Regions from separate parts of the Homo sapiens genome. Here region 1 is linked to region 2. A link is a loop called in an ENCODE intact Hi-C map of the cell type or tissue named here. Cell type or tissue: PC-9. All regions are shown on one strand. Each heading gives the region's core, and the rest is flanking DNA. Links, peaks and the distances in the headings are about the cores only. Region 1 overlaps GRAMD1B (GRAM domain containing 1B). Region 2 overlaps CLMP (CXADR like cell adhesion molecule).

The links. A loop is a pair of places that touch in the nucleus more often than their neighbours do. Peaks named below come from ENCODE experiments on the same cell type or tissue, not always from the same donor. Only the 100,000 strongest peaks of a DNase experiment are listed, where the experiment ranks them.
Region 1: a loop joins it to region 2, with 4 times the contacts of the local background. A loop is called at or near these places in 3 of 110 quality-filtered maps.

Annotation. Positions count from the first base shown.
Region 1 is chr11:123,553,103-123,558,476 of GRCh38, forward strand. The region is part of intron 2 of GRAMD1B (GRAM domain containing 1B); the gene reads left to right. Among named protein-coding and RNA genes, the nearest start is that of SCN3B, 99 kb to the right of the region's middle. In PC-9, for the core only: CTCF peaks have their summits at 1,999 (motif pointing left) and 2,198; a DNase peak (open chromatin) is centred at 1,979.
Region 2 is chr11:123,100,566-123,105,939 of GRCh38, forward strand. All of the region lies in intron 1 of CLMP (CXADR like cell adhesion molecule), which reads right to left. Among named protein-coding and RNA genes, the nearest start is that of HSPA8, 41 kb to the left of the region's middle. In PC-9, for the core only: CTCF peaks have their summits at 2,832 (motif pointing right) and 3,043; a DNase peak (open chromatin) is centred at 2,846.

The DNA.
Region 1 (5,374 bases), core at 120-5,119, 450 kb after region 2:
CTTGTTTAGTTGGTTATGTAAAAACTCTCAGATGATTCTGAAGTGCAGCAAAGTTTAGGGAGCACTAGTATAGATCATTTGGTGAATTTGTAGTTGAAGCTGGCTGAAAATGTAGATTTGGTTGTAGTGAACACTTAGAAAAGAAAAAGATAATACCCAGGAGCCAGTTATTCTATTTGGATAAGATTAAAAGAAAATTGGAAAAGAGAATTGGTGTGCATGGTGAAATGGGGTTTACCCCTAGTAAGCTCTGTTCCCAGTGAGCTAAGGGCTAAGTGTGTTTATTCTGCTGGGCTGCATTTTGTCCCAGGGAAGGCTTTCATATGTATCCATGTGTACATGATAAAATTTTACTTAAAGGGTGGCTACCTGATTGAATGGCAATGTTGGTTGCTAAAGGGTGAATGTTGTGTTGGAGCCATCTGAATCCTCAGCTTCCTCACCCTTCAATCTCCTGGCCATTTCTTGCTTTAAGTTTTAATTACGTAGACATCACTCACCTCATGAGAGAGATGCAGGATTAATGAGAGGTCTTGGGTTACAGCTGGGTCAGAGGCAATCAGTATATCCATTTGGACACCCCTGAACCAGCCTCCGTGGATTAGAGTCTGAGTTGGGGAACTCGGAGAGGACAGAGTGGACATCTGTGGAACATCAGTTCTCTTGCATTAATGGCTCATAATGCACAGACTATATCCTAAGCATTAATTCAGGAAAGAGTTATTTAATAGGGTCTCTAGAGTCCCTGATGGCCAGTGTATACCAACTCGTTTATAATTCAAGGACTGAGTTAGAAGATCTTTAATGACCCCTCCCATTAAAAAAACTTTGGTCAGATGTTGACCTCTTTGGCTAACAATCTAGCTTTCTTCCTCTTCCAAACTTCCTGACAGACTGTCTATATACCCTCTGTTTCCTTGACCCTCTTTCACTCTCAGGGCAGCCAGTTGTTTGGGGCAGCACTGCAGAATCTTGGAGACAAATCCTGGTTTCTCTGTTTACTCTGTATGTGATCTGGGAAAATTCTTCAGTCACTGAGATGCCTCAGTTTCCTCTTCCATAAAGTAGGGTCAGTGGATAAAAGGAAGGAATACATATTAAATGTATAAAATCCCTGCCTGGCTCATAGTATACTTTGAATGCTTTTAACCATTTTATTGGAGGAATAACTTGAGGAAGGGATGATGTCCTACTCATCTGAGTTTCTTTTTGCTCATCCATATAGTAGTGTATCAGTGAGGGTCCCATAAGACAGAAACCACACCAATAATTTGAACAGGGAAAATTTAATATTAAGAATCATTGGCTGGGTGCAGTGGCTCATGCATATAATTCCAGCACTTTGGGCCGCCAAGGTGGGAGGATCGCTTGAGCCCAGGAGTTTCAGAGCAGCCTGGGCAACATAGGGAGACCCCATCTTTACAAAAAAAAAAAAAAAAAAAAGAAAGAAAGAAACAAAATGCCGGACATGGTGGTGTGTGCCTGTAGCCCCAGCTATTCCGGAGGCTGAGGTGGGAGGATTGCTTGAGCCCAGAAGGTTGAGGTTGCAGTGAGCCGAGATTGTGCCACTGCACTCCAGCCAGGGCAACAGAGGGAGACCCTGTCTCAAGAAGGAAAGATAAAAGAATCATTAACAAGTAAAAACATGGAAAGGTCTCTGAAGAATGGAGGTATAACAGATGCCTCTTGTTATAACAGATGTAGGGAGCAGCTCCTAGGATTGAGCCACTCACTCACTGAAGGACAAACTTCTAAGAAGGCTCCCTGCACTTCCTCCAAACCCAAGGCTAAAATTCAGAACTTATTGGAGAGGGTGTGGCCATTGCCCAGTGTATGGCACAGAGGCTCTAGAGGTTCTGGGGACTGGGGCACATAAGCTGGAAACTGCCCATTAGGGTATCAGTGAAACTCATTGGGAGGCTGGTGACTTCTGCAGAAAAGCACCAGAACAAAAAAGGGCAGCCCCTTCTAGTGTCTCTCTAGCGCCCTCTACTGACAAGATATAACATTGTGCCAGCCGGCAAAGAAGAAACGTTGACAGGGCACAGCTCCAGCATCACAAGGCAGGGAAAAGAAGGGTGGATTTGCAGCTGAGGGGCAATACATGGATACGTAGCCTGAGTAGGAACAACGGAACTTACCTTGAAGGGTTGTTTTGAGGGTTAAATGCAATATTATACAAGCACCTTTTGCCTTGTAGATGTTTATTTATGGAAGTAGCATGGTATGGTGAAAAGATGGATTTTATTTTATTATAATTTTTTGAGACAGAGTCTCACTCTGTCACCGAGGCTGGGGTGCAATGGTGCGATCTTGGCTCACTGCAACCTCTGCCTCCTGGGTTCAAGCAACTCTCCTGCCTCAGCCTCCCAAGTAGCTGGGATTACAGATGCCTGCCACCACACCTGGCTAATTTTTTGTATCTTCAGTAGAGATGGGGTTTCACCATGTTGGCCAGGCTGGTCTGAACTCCTGATCTCAGGTGATGCACCTGCCTCAGCCTTCCAAAGTGCTGGGATTACAGATGTGAGCCACTGTGCCCAGTGGAAAAGATGGATTTTTAGAAATAACTGTAGGATCATGGGTACTTAAAGTACAGGCTCCTGATACTCAGTTTTCTCATCAGTTTGATAAAATACTTTTTTTTTTAAAACGGAGTTTTGCTCTTCTTACTCAGCTGGAGCACAATGGCACGATCTCGGCTCACCACAATCTCCATCTCCTGGGTTCCAGTGACTTTCCTGCCTCAGCCCCCTGAGTAGCTGGGATTATAGGCGCCCACCACCACGCCTGGCTAATTTTTGTATTTTTAGTAGAGACAGGGTTTCACCATGTTGCCGAGCCTGGTCTTGAACTCCTGACCTCAGGTGATCCACCTGCCTCGGCCTCCCAAAGTGCTGGGATTACAGGCATGAGCCACTGCGCCTGGCCTTAAATAAATTTTATAAAAGGATAAAAGGCATAAAAGCACCCCTGTGCCTGCAATGGTGAATTCTCAGTAACTTGTCGATCCCTGTTTCTCTTCTTCTTTGTATCCCACACACTCAGAAATCTCCTAAATGACTATGCTTCAGAAAAGCACTCGTGATTTGGATGATAGTTTTAAAACAATGAGATTCGCTTTTGCCTATCATTCTCCATGATTCAACAAATTCAGATTTATGTAAACTGTTTGGAGTGCTACTCTGTAAAAGTTTTTAAATTTTATTTTATTAGTATGCAGGTGGGATTCAGAGACGTAAGATCTTAGCCTTTATTTTCAACATCTCCCATGCATGTCAACAAAGATTATCAAACACAGGAAGTGAATAAAATACTATGTAGACACTGACCCTCTTTATATAAAATGTGATTGATCAGGTCTGGGTTGAATGGATTGGTTCAGTTGGATTTGCAGGTGTATCTTAACTTCTCTTTCTTAGCCCTGATTCATCTAGGGTGGTCTCTGGAAAGTGCTTTTGACACTGCACAGGACTCTCAGAAACCTCTTTTCCTTTAAAAAGTAGAAGATAGTGTCAGTTTTCTGTATCTCTGAAGGAAAGGTTTAATTCAGAGAAAGGTACCCACTTTTACCTCAATTTCCTAAATTCATTTACAGAAAAGCAGCTTGGGAATTTAGGCACCAAATAGCTGTGAAAGTGTGGAGATTGAGTCCGGAGGCGTAAGTTCCGTTTGTGGAAGTCCTGTTGGCTTTGTTAGGATTGCAGCATGTACCTGCTCTTGGATCAGCTGGTCACCCCAGAGTTTGTGCTGTCCTTTCAAGAAGGACAAGGGCAGAAAGTATGAGTGCCTCTATGGGAAATTATAAACACCGTTAGGACAAAAAGGCCCATGCCTTCCTAATGGCATGTCAGTAGCCCCTTCTTTTCACACGCAATGTAATCGTTCAGAGTAGGACTCGGGTAAGGCAGATGGGGTTTCAGATACAGGCTCTACTACTTAATAACCATGTACTATAGGCAAGTTATTAAACTTTCTACCTCTTCGTTTTGTCATCTGAGAAATGGGAATAGTAAGTAGTATCCATTTCATATACTGTTGATATAATTCAGTGAAATAATTCTTGTCAGGGGTTTAGCAAATTGCACTGCACATAAATAGTACTCTTTTGCTATCATCAGGATAGTTTTGGTTTTATTGTAGCTCAAGTGAAGCGCTTCTCATCATGAAAGCCTTGTATTCTGTAACAGTAGACACAGTCCAGATTCCCTGATTCGCTTGTTTTGTTACTTTTCTATTATTTAATGTGTCCATTTTGAGGGTAGCAGGCAAATAACATTTTGGTGACTGAAGAAATACCACGCACATACTTCGTGCATCTTAAGGAACTGAGATCTTTCTTGTATCCAAACTCAAGGCTTCTGAATATCTGTCTCACCACTAGAAAATATTTTTCACTGTGTTTTTCAACAGTAGCTATTGCTTTTGACCAATATTGATTATAGTAGCTGTAGTTTACTGGACAGATACATACTATGTGTCAGATGCAGTGAGAAGCAGGTTGCATGTATTTACATCATTTAATCCTCACATGTTCCATTAAGATTGAAAGATCGGAAACTTAGTGAAGCTAACTTTTCAAAGAGCACAGAAGAAGTAATTGATAGGACTAACATTTGAAGTTGTATTTGTCTGGTCCCTGACATACGGTTTTAACCCATTGTATTTAATACAAACCATGAAAATACTAACAATGTAAGCCCATATACAGCTGTACATTTTGTAGTGGAAGAAGTAAAGTCCCCTCAAAATTAGCACAACTTGTTCAAAGTTACATAGTAAGTGAGTGGGGAAGTTAGGACTAGGACTCTGGCCACTTGATTCCACCAACCCCTGTGTCTATGCCTTAATGGAGGAAAGGACATTCAGTGCAACTTTTTTTTTTTTTTTTTTTTTTTTAATGCAGAGTCTTGCTCTGTCGCCCAGGCTGGAGTGCAGTGGTGCGATCATGGCTCACAGCAACCTCTGCCTCCTAGGTTCAAGAGATTCTCCTGCCTCAGCCTCCCGAGTAGCTGGGATTACAATTGTGTGCCACTATGCCTGGCTAATTTTTGTATTTTTAGTAGAGATGGGGTTTCACCACGTTGGCCAGGCTGGTCTAAAACTCCTGAGCTCAAGTGATTCACCCGCCTCTCCCTCCCAAACTGCTGAGATTACAGGCATGAGCCACCATGCCCAGCCCAAAGATATTTACTGAATATGTGTGTACCCAGTACTCCTACATGCTGGAGGGACATGAAAGAAAAAATAGCCTACGATCTTCTCAGGGATGTAAAACCAACAGAGGACAACAGAACCTGCAATTAAGTTCTAAATGTATACTGTAAGGGCAGGGGCAGGAGAGGTACCCAACCGTTCTCGGGTGCTTTCACAT
Region 2 (5,374 bases), core at 73-5,072:
TGTGTTCTTTCCCCAGGCGGCGCCTCCCTTTCCACTGCTGATGCTCACACAGCTCTGCAAATAGTGTCCACCCTCAGTTGTTGTGTTAGAGGAAGTCACAGCCCTGCTTTGCTTTATTTCTTTATTTTTCATTTCTCTTGTGCCTCTAAATGAAGCTCTTGGAAACACTTCTGTTCCATCCATTGTGCCTGGGCTAAACTGTCTCAGGTCCCTTAATTTCTCTGCTTTTTCCCAAAAACACTTTTTTTTTCCTCCCACTGAGACAGGAAGTCAGGGCTTGGCATCCTCCCCAAAACAGGCTTCAATACCAGGTCACGGGCTGGGTTCCAGGTTGCTCCTTAGAGCCTTCCTAGAGACAGGTTACTACCCTCCTCCCCCACCGCCTGCCCCCGACCTCTCTGTGAGTGCAGAAATACCTTGGGGAACAAGTGGGCTCTTACAAGGAGTTCCTGCCTCCCTTAGAGACACCTATTCTTGTATCCCCCCAAGTTCTATCTTCCATTCTCTGTAGTTTCCTGTCAGATGGTTTCAAAATATGAAACAGCCTTTTTCTTTTCTTTTGAGATGGAGTCTCGCTCTGTCACCCAGGCTGGAGTGCAGTGGCGCGATCTCAGCTCACTGCGACCTCTGCCTCCTGGGTTCAAGGCATTCTCCTGTCTCAGTCTCTGGAGTAGCTGGGATTATAGGCGTGTGCCACACCGGCTGATTTTTCTGTATTTTTAATAGAGACGGGGCTTCACCATGTTAGCCAGGCTGGTCTCAAACTTCTGACCTCAGGTGATCCGCCTGCCTCGGCCTCCCAAAGTGCTGGGATTACAGGCATGAGCCACCAAACCCGGCCTCCCTGTTTATTTTCTAATTCTCTAATTCCCTGTTTATTTACCAAAATTGATTAGCAGCCAATCTGTGGGAAGGAAAATGGCTTCCGGTATTCTTGCTTTCAGGGAAATGAGATGAAGAAGAATGGAGCAGGGGAGATTGTGCTTCATTCTGCAGCAAGGCTGCTTGGGCTGAGACTGCTGGGGAGGAGCCCTCAGAGGCATCTGAAACGGCCTTGGCAAGTGTTATATCAGTGGGAAAATTATAACAGTAAGCTAAACTAACCCTCCCTGGATCTTCCCTTTCCCTTAATTATTCCTGGGCTATTGGGCCAAGCTAACTTTGGAAGACATTTAGGTTACAGTTTAAATGATAACAGGCCTTGCCCAAAACTCAACCGCTTTTGCAAAGCTAATGGGAGGCCATCAGGCTGGGAAGGAGAGACTAAATCCTGGTAAGGCACAGGCATAAGCCATTGTCAGCCATTACTCCAAGGTTATAAGATATGCAACTTCCAGGCCGGGTGCGGTGGCTCATGCCTGTAATCCCAGCACTTTGGGAGGCCAGAGTGGGTGGACTGCTTGAGTCCAGGAGTTTTGAGACCAGCCTGGGCAACATGGCCAAACCCTATCTCCACTAAAAATGCAAAAATTAGCCAGGCATGGCGGCCCAGCCTGTAGTCCCAGCTACTTGGGGGGCTGAGGTGGGAGGATCACCTGAGCTTGGAAAGTCGAGGCTGTTGTGAGCCATGATTGCACCACTGCACTCCAGCATGGGTGACAGAGTAAGACCCTGTCTCTAAAAAAAAAAAATAAGATATGCAACTTCCCTAGTTATTCCTGCAAATAACACTATTGTAGAACCTAAGATTGGCCCTTTGAGCTATCTTTCCAGGTTTTTTTTTTTTTTTTTTTTGAGATGGAGTGTCTCTCTGTCGCCAGGCTGGAGTGCAGTGGCACAATCTTGGCTCAGTGCAACCTCCGACTCCCCGGTTCAAGTGATTCTCCTGCCTCAGCCTCCTGAGTAGCTGGGACTACAGGCATGTGCCACCACACCCAGCTAATTTTTGTATTTTTAGTAGAGACAGGGTTTCACCACGTTGGCCAAGATGGTCTCAATCTCCTGACCTCGTGATCCGCCCACCTCGGCCTCCCAAAGTGATGGGATTACAGGTGACAGCCACCGTGCCCAGCCAGGTTTTTTTTTTTTTTGAGATAGTCTTGCTCTGTCACCCAGGCTGGAGTGCAGTGGCTCGATCTCCTCTCACTGCAACCTCCGCCTCCCAGGTTCCAGTGATTCTCCTGCCTCAGCCTCCCGAGTAGCTTTTTTTTTTTTTTTTTTTTTGTATTTTTAGTAGAGACAGGATTTCACCATGTTGGTCAGGCTGGTCTCGAACTCTTGGCCTCAAGTGATCCACCCGCCTCAGCCTCCCAAAGTGCTGGAATTACAGGTGTGAGCTACCACGCCCAGCCTCCTCCTGCCCAATTTTATGTGGCTTCCAGGATGTCTGGTTCTCCCATTATCCTGTAAGCTCTTTGACATCAAGTACCATTCATTGCTGCCTTCTCATAGTACTCAGCCCAGGGTCTCACACTGCAGGTGTTCAATTAATATTTGTTGAATTTATCTGAGTGTAACCCACACGCTCATTTTTACCAATGAGCAAACTAAGACCCAGGGGTAAAAGAGACAGCCCAAGGTCCTACAACTCATTTAGCGGCAGAAATAACCCATATAATAACCCATCCTCCCAGAATTACTATAAAGCAGCTTTAGAATAGCTGGGAAATTCACTGGTTTGCACTGTACTAAGCTAAGCTTTGTTAAGAAGGAGCTTTGTAAGAAGGAGCTCTGGCTTAACCCTGATCACTTTCCACCGGACACAAAAATGCTCAAATGAAACCAGTGCCCTACATTCCAGGCAGAGCTAGAGAACCCAGCACCAATTTAGTGCATACAATAGATACTTAAACATTCAATAACAAATGCCAAGAGCCAGCTATGAAAGTTGCCAATTTAAGCCACTAGAGGGAATCAAAGGCTCAGATTCGTCTGATGTCCCCAAAAAACTGGAACATTGTGGCGGGTGGTGTGCTTTGACAGTCAGCCAAGTCCTATTTATACCATATCCAGAATTAAATACAGCAGTGCAGGGAGGAGCCCCTCTGTGAATACAAATGGCTTCATCAAGGCAGGGAGCCATGAGATCAGGGCGCATACACTTCTAGTCTTCCTTGAACTTCAGTTCGTTAGACTCCAGGAGGCCACTGAGATTTCTACAGATTTCTAAGGTCCTTCTCCTTCTGTCCCTTTTTTTTTCTTTCTTTCTTTCTTTTTTTTTACATTAAAGCTTTTACATTTTTTTACATTGCTCAAAGGGTCTTCTGTACTTTTTTTTCTTTTCTTTTTTAAACCCACCTAAGCAGAGAGGGGCCTGGGTTCTGTCTCTTTTTTTTTTTTTTTGAGACAGAGTGTCACTCTGTTGCCCAGGCTAGAGTGCAGTCGCGCAATCTCGGCTCACTGCAACCTCTGCCTCCCAGGTTAAAGTGATTGTTGTGCCTCAGCCTCCTGAGTAGCGGGGATTACAGGCATGCACCACCATGCCTGGCTAATTTTTGTATTTTTAGTAGAGACGGGATTTCACTGCGTTGGCCAAGCTGGTTTCAAACTCCTGACCTCAGGTGATCAGCCCGCCTCGGCCTCCCAAAGTGCTGGGATTACAGGCCTGAGCCACCATGCCTGGCTTTTTTTTTTTTTTTTTTTTTTTTTAATCCAGATTCTCCCTCTGTAGCCCAGGCTGGAGTGCAGTGCTGTGATCTCGGGTTCATGAGTAACTGGGATTACAGGGTTGCACCACCCACCGAGCTATTTTTTTTAGTAGAGATGGGGTTTCTCCATGTTGACCAGGCTGGTCTCAAACTCCTGGCCTCAAGTGATCTGCCCGCCTCAGCCTCCCAAAGTCTAGGATTACAGGCATGAGCCACCGCGCCCGGTCCTGGGTTCTATTTTTTTTTTCCCCAGACGGAGTCTCGCCCTGTTGCTCAGGCTGGAATGCAATGGCGTCATCTCAGCTCGCTGTAACCTCCGCCTCCCAGGTTCAAACGATTCTCCTGCCTCAGCCTTTCAAGTAGCTGGGATTACAGGCAGGCGCCACCATGCTCAGCTAATTTTTTGTATCTTTAGTAGAGACGGGGTTTCACCATGTTGGCCAGGCTCGTCTCGAATTCCTGACCCCTTATGATCCACCCGCCTCAGCCTCCCAAAGTGCTGGGATTACAGGTGTGAGCCACCGCGTCCGGCCTCTGTCTTTAACTCCAAGGCTTAGCAGTGCTCATGGGGGCTGCTGAGCTTGTCTGCCATCTGATGGGTGAGAGGAAAGGGGCAGTCTGACCATCCTGTGGCTAGCCTTGGATTGCGTGGGCACTGGAAGATTCATCTTTGTTAGGAAAGACTTTAGAGATCATCAGTTTAACTTATGAGGAGATTGCACCCCAGAGAATTGAGATGTCACGTCACAAAACTAATTAGTGGCAGAATTGCAAGTAAGGGAATAGTCTCTGCTAGGATTCTGTTGCAGCATTTACCTATGGGAAGAGGTGCTGAGTGGTGGCAGTGGTAAGGACTGCCTCCTTAGGCACAGGCAGAATGCCTTCAGGGAAGCCGCAAGCTCTCCCTAAGTGGGAGCTTTTGCATGCACCTCAGGCACTTATCAAAGGACCTCTGGGAGCTTGAGAAAATTACCTTCTGAGCCTTAGTGTTTCCATCCGCAAAATGGGAATTAAAGAAGACACTGAGGAAAGCAGCTAGCATTGTGAAAGCACATAGGAGTCTCCCATTAAAATGTTAGTTCTCTTCCCCTGCTCATCTCTGCTAGAAGGGACTTTTTCTCACATGACTGCTGCCTACACTCAATTAAGAGTAGTTTAAAGTTTTATCCTCTAAAAGGTATTTACATTTATTTCCTTCCCTTCCCTCCCTCCCTCCCTCCCTCCCTCCCTCCCTTCCTTCCTTCCTTCCTTCCTCTCTCTCTCTTTCTTTCTTCTTTTCTTTCTTTCTTTTTTTTTGAGATGGAGTCTTGCTCTGTCGCCCAGGCTGGAGTGCAGTGGCACAATCTTGGCTCACCACAACCTCCGCCTCCTGGGTTCAAGCGATTCTCCTGCCTCAGCCACGTGAATAGCTGGGATTACAGGCATGCGCCACCACACCTGGTTAATTTTGTATTTTTAGTAGAGACAGGGTTTTGCCACGTTTGTCAGGTTTGTCTCAAACTCCTGACCTCAGGTGATCTGCCTATCTTGGACTCCCAAAGTGCTGGGATTATAGGTGTGAGCCACTGTGCCAAGCCGTATTTACATTTTCTCATAGATTCTCCTGAACCTTAAGACCCCCTTCAAAGAGATGGGCAGGAGGAACTGTGGTTTTTGTTTGTTTGTTTTTTGTTTTTTTTTTTTTGAGACAATCTTGCTCTGTCACCCAGGCTGGAGTACAGTAGCGCAATCTCAGCTCACTGCAACCTCCGCCTCCCGGGTTCCAGCGATTCTTGTGCCTCAGCCTC